2 separate regions of the Homo sapiens genome follow, and region 1 is linked to region 2. A link is a contact called in ENCODE Hi-C or POLR2A ChIA-PET data. All regions are on one chromosome and are shown on one strand. The core of a region is the stretch at or near the end of the contact, and the rest is flanking DNA. Distances in the headings are between cores, read along the strand shown. Region 1 overlaps MTOR (mechanistic target of rapamycin kinase). Region 2 holds the start of MTOR-AS1 (MTOR antisense RNA 1).

Region 1 (4,030 bases), core at 243-2,742, 100 kb after region 2:
CATAAGATTATAATACAGTATATTTTTACATATCTTTTCTATGTCTATGTTTAGATACACAAACATTTACCACTGTTTTACAGTTGCCTAGAATATTCATTACAGTAACATGCTGTACAAGTTGTAGCCCAGGAGCAATAGGCTACACCACAGAGCTAGGTGTAGAGTAGGCTATACCATCTGGGTTTATGTAAATACATTCTATGATGTTCACACAAGGACAAATTCTCCTAAGACGCATTTCTCAGAATGTATCCCCATCGTTAAGCAATATATGACTGTAATACTGAGCACTGTTTGCAATAAACAGGCCATTCCATTCAGCATAGGCCTGGAAATCATTTTGCTATTACCTAGAGATTTTTATGACAGTTATATTTAATAGAAGAAGATTTAGTCTATAATTTGGAAAGCCACATGTATATTTTCATTAGGTTCACATAAGCCAGTGTGCATGGGTAGGCGATTCTCATACAATCCAAGCTAAAGTGTTATTTCTCCTCTGAAGGCTGGAATTTCCTGATTCTTGCTTCTTGTCTATTTATTTCTTCTCTTCCATTGATGTTGGTCCCAAGTCCAGGCACCAGTAGTACACATAAAATAGGAGAGAAGGGAAAACCACACATCCCTTAGGAAGTTAGGGATACTGAAAGCTACCAGAACCACATTTAGACAATGAATTAGACTTCTAAAATAGCACATGCTATGACTGCATTTACTCTGAGAAATGTTTTCTCCCATGGCTCTTGTGGTCAAATGACAATGAGGCATGCTGGGGCTTGAAGACAGGTGACCAAGGAGATACAACCCTAAAATTAGAGTGGGTCAACAAGAAAAACTAAGGGGATAGCATTTCGGCAGGAAACGGGGTAAAATCAAGAGCATAATTTCCTGGCAAGGCGCCACAGCTCATGTCTGTAATCCCAAGCACTTTGGGAGGCCAAGGCAGGAGAATTGCTTGAGCCCAGGAGTTCAAGACCAGCCTGGGCAACACAGTGAGATCCCAAATCATCTCTACAAAAAATAAATTTAAAAAATTAGCCAGGAGTGGAGACTCATGCCTGTGGTCCTACCTACTTGGGAGGCTGAGGTGAGAGGATCGCTTGAGCTCAGTAGGTCATGGCTGCAGCGAGCTGAGATCGCATTACTGCACTTCAGCCTGGGTGACACAGCAAGACCCTGTCTCAAAAAAAACCCCAAGAGAGTATAATTTTCTTTCCTGGATTTAGCATCCTGAGATTAGAAATCTGACTGTAGAGATTCTAGTTCAGTCTTGGAGTATTTTTTTATATTTCTAAAGCTTATAACATTGAGAAGTTTAAGCAATAACTTCCAAACTGCAAGCTTTAAACAAATAGTACTTATGCAATGAAGCAAATACTTATACGGTGTGCCCAGGCTGAATGTCACTGGCATATTTTAGCATATTTAATAAAACAACCTTGACTAACCTTAAAAAAGAGAGCAACAACAATAACAAACACCCACATCAAAAGAAGAAATCTAGGGCCCTCTGAGCCTTTGTATCCTGCTGCTAGGCAGCCTTCTGAACTTACAAGGGTAACTTACAAGGGTAATGTGCCAGACTTTGATCAAATTTGGCCTAGTTATTAGTTCCTTTTGAACCACAGACTTTCAATCCAAGATCATTTAAAGCTCTACTGAACAGCAGCCTGTCTGGTCATTAAAAAAGAGAAAAGCTGCTGGGTGCCAGGCCAGAACAATAGAAACTAACAAAATACGGGTGATTTTCCTTCTGTTATTTCTCTCTGGTTCAGTGGTTTTATGTGGCGAATTGTCATGTCCTCACCCAACACGTTCTACTTCTTTCGAACAGCGTGTTTAACACCTGACCAGCTACATTTCTCCTGTGGTTTGTCTGGCTGGGTGGCGTGAAGTGAGTCTGTGTGCTAGGGAATAGGGTCTGCTGAGGGCCAGGCTGGCCTTTTGCTTATGTTCCTGGCTCTCAATGGGTCCTGAATGCTTCACTAAGCACAGGCAATGAGCACCACGGTAAAGTGGGAAGAGATGTTCAAGACTGGGTGCCTACACTCAGCAAGTAGAGAGGTAAGACAAGGACATTAAGTATGAACAGGCAACTAGAGCATTATAAATTTTACCTCTACCCTATTTCCAAAACATATTTGAAGTAGCTTGAGGAGGCTGTAATAATATATAATGGTTTCCACTTATTAGGGCTCTGTGCCAGGCACTATAGTAGATGCTGAGACATTAATGCTGCTCATCTTGGGAGGCAGAGATTGTTATTCTGATTTTACAAGTCAGGAAGCTGAGGCCCAGGTAGGTCAAATAATCTGTCCAAAACCTCATGGTTAAGGGCGGAGGTGGGGTTCATCTCAGGTCTGATGCCAAACCTTTCCACAGCTGAGGGCTATGATGGAAGAAGGCAAGGACATTTACAGCTGGAGCAATCTAGGAAGGCTTCGTTGAGAAGTTGGACTCTGAGTTGGGGCAGCTTCAGGAGCCAAGGATTGATGCTGCCTGCAAGTGGTGAGGCAGCTTGGTGACCACCTCAGGGACAGAAGCAGGACGATCCCCAAACCCTCCCTGACTCACAAAGCTTTGACGTAGATGCTGCACAGTAGCTACATCAAAACTGCCCTTCCTTTGGTCTCTTTTAAGTCTACTTGTGAACTTGTTGGCATCCATACATGAAAATTTGCTTGGCCATAGAATTGCCTCTCTGTTCTGATTGTTCCTGTGTCTGCTGCCTCTGACATTAGAAAACCTGAACTAAATAGCATTGAAATTGGACATGAGACAAAGAAATCAGAGATTTGTTGGCGTTGCTTCAAAGGAAAAGATATTTGGCTTTTCTGGAATCACCTGTTCCCTGTTTACCCTGAGATGGGTAATGATGTCTTCCATGGACATCCTCACCTGTGAAGGCAGAAGGTCGGAATGCAGCCAAGCGGGGCAACAAATTAAGGATTGTCATTTGGATCAGCGAGTTCTTGCTATTCCTGCATTTCAGCACCCACTGGCACACCTGAGAGAGGAAGGATAAAGGGTTGGCAGGGGAAAAGTGAGGTGTGGAGCTTAGGAAAAGAGGGAAAGGGCCTCTCACCACTTACCTGATCAAATTTCTCCTCCATCAAGTCTCTGCAACACCGGCTCTCCACCAGGGTGGACTTAGCTGGACTGGGGGAGGTCCCAAATCCCATGAGGCCTTGGTGAGAGCTGTACCCCAGCAGCCCCACCAAGGCATTTGACTGCTGGGGCTGTACAGCCTGGAAACTGGTGAAGGGGGTAATGTGACGAGGTTTTGTTCCGAAGCCCATGAGATCTTTGCAGTACTTGTCGTGTACCAGCTGCTGCTGTGTGATTTCTTCCATTTCTTCTCTCAGACGCTATATATATGAGGAGGAAAAAAATCATCTTTACTTATGACTGGCATTCAAACTGGGCACTGTGGATTCTACAGACAATTACATTTGCCTAATCCCGAAACGCAACTACTTCCAAAGTGAAGGGTGGCCACTCTTCATGTTTAGGGTTACAATTTCCCCAGAACCTTGCAAGGGACCTGATTTTGTTCTAAGTTAGGCAGAAGAGCACCACCTATTGAACAATAAAGCAGCAGCAGAGGGCTGCCTTGCCAAGGGTTCTCACCTCCCAGGACTCCTCACTTGGTTTGGAAGGGCTGACTTGCATACTGCTGTGACTACTGACCTAGGCCACTGCAATGAGGCTTGCAAAGGTGATGGGAGCTCCCCTGCCAGCATCCTGTTAAGGACTGTCTGATCTCTTTCTTCTCCCTAGAAACCCAGGTAAAAACTTATGCAGGCCAGGCGTGGTGGCTCATGCCTGTAATTCCGGTACTTTGGGAGGCCAAGGTGGGCAGATCACCTGAGGTCAGGAGTTCAAGCCCAGCCTGGCCAACATGGTGAAACCCCGTCCCTATTAAAAATACAAAAAATTAGCTGGGCGTGGTGGTGGGCACCTGTAGTCCTGGCTACTTGGGGGCTGAGGCAGGAGAATCACTTGAACCCAGCAGGCAGAGGTTGCA
Region 2 (4,023 bases), core at 597-3,096:
TAATTATCAAAGGGGCTTAAGCTAATTTTACATCTAACAACTATAGAGAGTCAGGTTGGGGACGGCTGCCTAAGGGTATTTCACTCACAGTACCCTTAACCTGAGATTCTATCAGCAAATCTCCGTTGTGTTTCACAGTGGATTTGGCTGTGGCTTGCAGGGAAGTTAAAATGTATCAGAAGGCCAGGCATGGTGGCTCATGCCTGTAATCCCAGAACTTTGGGAGCAGAAGCAGGCAGAACTCCTTTTTTTTTGGAGATGGAGTATCATTCTGTCCCTCAGGCTGGAGTGCAGTGGCGCAATCTTGGCTCACTGCAACCTCTGCCTCCCAGGTCCAAGCGATTCTCCTGCCTCAGCCTCCCAAGGAGCTGGGATTACAGGTGTGCGCCACCACGCCTGGCTAATTTTTGTATTTTTTTCTTTTAGCAGAGAGGGGGTTTCTCTATGTTGGCCAGGCTAAGTCTCAAACTCCTGACCTCAAGCAATCCACCTGCCTCAGCCTCCCAAAGTGCTGGGATTACAGGTGTGAGCCACCATGCCTGGCCAAGTGAACTCCTTTTTCATCCTTGTTGATAAGAAGTCAGACTCAGAAGGGGAGTTCCTGAGATCTACTGCTTCATGGTAAATTCCATGAACCCATGGAGCTGTCCTCCATGGAGATAAACTTAAAAGTCTAGCGACAATGATCTCAGGCTTTTAGCTATGATAAGATGCAGTCTGAGCCTGACTGGAGAACCCAAGGCTAGAAGAGACCCAGCGCCAGTAAGGCTGACCTCTCTAACTGCCCTATGGGAGGGTCTTAGGAACCAAAAGCATTGGTGCAACTCCAAAGAAAAGTAACAAACATGTATTTTTCCACTACTATAATACTGGTTGGGGATTTTAATTTAAATGATTTGACCACAAAATGGCAGTTTTCTAGCCCCAGCAGTTCATTTGACAGCAAGCCATCCACAAGAGCCAAATTTCCACTATAAATGTAATGCTTTACTTTCAGGCCTTGGACCACATTTTTCCATCCCATGAAGTGTGACAACAATGATTTCGAAAGTTAAAATAACAGAAAAAAGTACACTGAGTGATTGTTTTTTGTGACTTCTCACCAATAGTTAGGTTCTCCCAGATGCTGAAATAATTTGGCCTCCTGTAAGCCAAAAAGCATCTTGCTGCCTCAAGATAGGAAAGTCACGAAGGCTTAAGGTGGTGGCAGTGTCCTGGACCCAGTAAAGTCAGACAGGCATCTCTCTTCCCAGGACTCATTCCATGCCTCCCCTCTCCTCTAAGTCTACATTTGGATCAAGTCCCACTTGTCAGACTGTCAGAAGGTTCATCAGATCTCTGCTGTAGAAACTCTTTATTATAGGCATTTCAAAGAATTGGGGTGTGTACAAATCAAGTGGGAAATGCTTATTTGTGGAATTCTTTCTGGTGCCCAGGAGACAATTTTCCATCAAAACATTCACTGGGCATTTCATAATTACTAATAAAACATGTAAAAGAACTGTATGTGCTCATTTCAGAGCCATAAATGACTGTATTCATAGATGTTCCTTTGCCCATTGCTCTTTCCTGTCCAGGGGAATGTGCCCTGAGCTTCCTAGGCAGGAATGTGTTTGGAGTCAAAAGGTTTTGTCGCAGCCTACTGAGACGCCTGGAAGCACAAACTTCGATTGGTCTGAAGCGAGAATTTGGAATTAGCAATTAGGTGGGGATCTAGTTGAGAGGAAATGGTTTATAATTGCGGGGATGGATTATGATAGGTAGGGAGACAAATGGTTTCTGGAGTGGTAAAGGCTTTCTCTCTTTTTTCTTTTGCTGATGAACTTCCTATCCTACCCACTCAAGGAATGGGATAACTGGCCATCCTTCCCAGAACATTTAGACTCCTGACTCCCAGACCTGGAGTGACAGTTTCTCATGTTAAAATGATCAGAATGTGAGAATGAAAACACTGATGGAGGACTTGGGAAAGCTTCTTCTCTACAAGCGGAAACTGCAGTGGAAAAAAAGTCTCAATAGAGGCGACAGGATGACTCTGACCTAAGTAGCTATAAATAGCAGGAGTTGGCCAATGAGAACCTAAGGCAACCCCATCTGAAAAGCTGGTGCAGGTGGCCTCCAAGTGTAGTTAGAGCAGTGGTTCTTAGCTTTGGCTGGTGGAATCATCTGGGGGAACCTGAAAAGATACTGATCCTGAGTCTCTCCCCAGAAATTTAATTGGCCTGGGGAATAGCCTGGGCATCAGGATTTTAAAAAGCTCTGCAGGTGATTCTACTGTGCTGCTAAGGTTGAGAACCACTGATTTTGAGGTTATGATTCCTAACTGACTGGTCACAGGTGTCACTTACTAAAAAACATTTTTTTTAATTCCTAGAGAAGAGAATAAGAAGAGACTGGAAAATTGGTCATTCTCTCACAGCTTAAGTTTAGGTGAGGAGCCTTTGAGTATTCTGCTTTGTATGCAAGCCAAGCAATACACTGGTGGAGGAGGCAGGAAAAGCAAGTTGAGTAAGAGCCAGGGTGGAGGGGGGCACTCACCCAGGTCCTGGAAGGGGTAGGGGTAGGTGGGTGAACTGGGGCTTTCTACCAAGCTCACCTGCAGTCTCTCCCACCAGATCTGGCGGATGATCTCTCGTCGCTCGGGGACAAGTTTGTACTGGATAACCTCCTCCAGCTCGGACAGCATGTGGCAAGAAACCATGGCCTGATGGAAGCAAATCGCATTCCAAACTAATTACTGCACGAACAATCCAAAAGACAGGATTAATTTAAATCATTCCTTCTGGTGTCAGGGTATCTGCCGATCAGAGAAAACAGGCATGTTTCCAGCAGCCTGTAAGTTCTCAATAGCCCATTCTGAAAAAAGTATGGAAATAAGCCTCAAAAATGACAATGTGCAGAATAGTTGACACTTACCCCATATGCCCGACTGTAACTCTCTCCTGCCATCGCAGTTAATTCAGCATCCAGCAGGTCCCTGGCCTTGTCAATGCACTAGAAGAGAAACAACCCTTGGGACTGAGCTCTGGACTTGGGAGCTTAGGGTTATTTTAGGGCACCCCAACTAGCTACAGAAGTTATCTGTCTCACTTAAATTCCAGGGATGAAAAGAGAAATTCGCTGAAGAAGGGCATTTTCCCAGAACTGAATGGCTTGAGAGGAGGTATTATCCAATTTCTCATCGAAGACAGAAATGTATGGCATCCAAAACTTTAACATCTATCTAAGGTAACACACAAAATCTTAGGTGGCAAGGGCATGGGAATGTGGGCTGTAAAACCGAATCATGGGTTCTTGCATCTCAAGAGGACATAACTGGGGATCTACCTTTTTTTTTTCTTCTGAGACACAGTCTCACTCTGTCACCCAGGCTGGAGTGCAGTGGTGTGATCTTGGCTCACTGCAGTCTCCACCTCCCGGGTTCAAGTGATTCTCTTGCCTCAGCCTCCCAAGTAGCTGGGATGCTGGGGTTACAGGCGCCCGCCACCACGCCCAGCTAATTTTTGTATTTTTAGTAGAGATAGGGTTTCTCCATGTTGGTTCAAGCGATTCTCTTGCCTCAGCCTCCCAAGTAGCTGGGATGCTGGGGTTACAGGCGCCCGCCACCACGCCCAGCTAATTTTTGTATTTTTAGTAGAGATAGGGTTTCACCATGTTGGGCAGGCTGGTCTTGAACTCCTGGTCTCAAGTGATCCGTCTGCCTCGGCCTCCCAAAGTGCTGCGATTACAGGTGTGAGCCACTGTGCCCAGCCTGGGGATCTACCCTCTTTTAACTTTTTCTTGCTGGGCATGTTTATGAAAATAGATTCTGCACACACTTCAATGGCTCCAGGTGGTAGCTCTGGCTTCCAAGCACCCTCTGTCCTTATGAGGGAGTGTCTCTAAAATTGGCAGAGATGCCCAATCCTGTCCACATGAACGGGAACTCTTGTGTCTCTGACAGAGACAACCAAGATCTTGGTTCTCATCACACAAATGACAGCCTGGGGGACGCCACAGCACTGCAGTTTGAGTTTCCTCTGT

The links. A loop is a pair of places that touch in the nucleus more often than their neighbours do. ChIA-PET counts read pairs that join two places held with the same protein, here RNA polymerase II (POLR2A). Pooled maps may share reads with other maps.
Region 1: a map of astrocyte of the cerebellum shows a loop between it and region 2 (7-fold over the local background). The contact joins the enhancer-like site here to the promoter of MTOR-AS1 in region 2. A Hi-C loop is called at or near these places in 2 of 168 maps with a recorded cell type or tissue (astrocyte of the cerebellum and right cardiac atrium) and 1 of 50 pooled maps. POLR2A ChIA-PET finds 5 or more read pairs at or near these places in 5 of 52 experiments (H1, Panc1, WTC11 and 2 more).

Annotation. Positions count from the first base shown.
Region 1 is chr1:11,244,724-11,248,753 of GRCh38, forward strand. It overlaps MTOR (mechanistic target of rapamycin kinase), which reads right to left. Exons shown (of 58, transcript NM_004958.4): 7 at 3,096-3,371; 8 at 2,902-3,010. Among named protein-coding and RNA genes, the nearest start is that of MTOR, 16 kb to the right of the region's middle. RefSeq lists an enhancer at 3,692-4,030. Within about 2 kb of position 1,493, at least 4 of the 41 ENCODE cell types and tissues checked have a DNase peak (open chromatin) inside an H3K27ac peak, as active enhancers do.
Region 2 is chr1:11,142,052-11,146,074 of GRCh38, forward strand. MTOR-AS1 (MTOR antisense RNA 1) reads left to right here and starts at 1,847. Exons shown (of 4, transcript NR_046600.1): 1 at 1,847-1,936; 2 at 2,616-2,835; 3 at 3,102-3,228. It overlaps MTOR (mechanistic target of rapamycin kinase), which reads right to left. Exons shown (of 58, transcript NM_004958.4): 33 at 2,917-2,994; 34 at 2,597-2,704.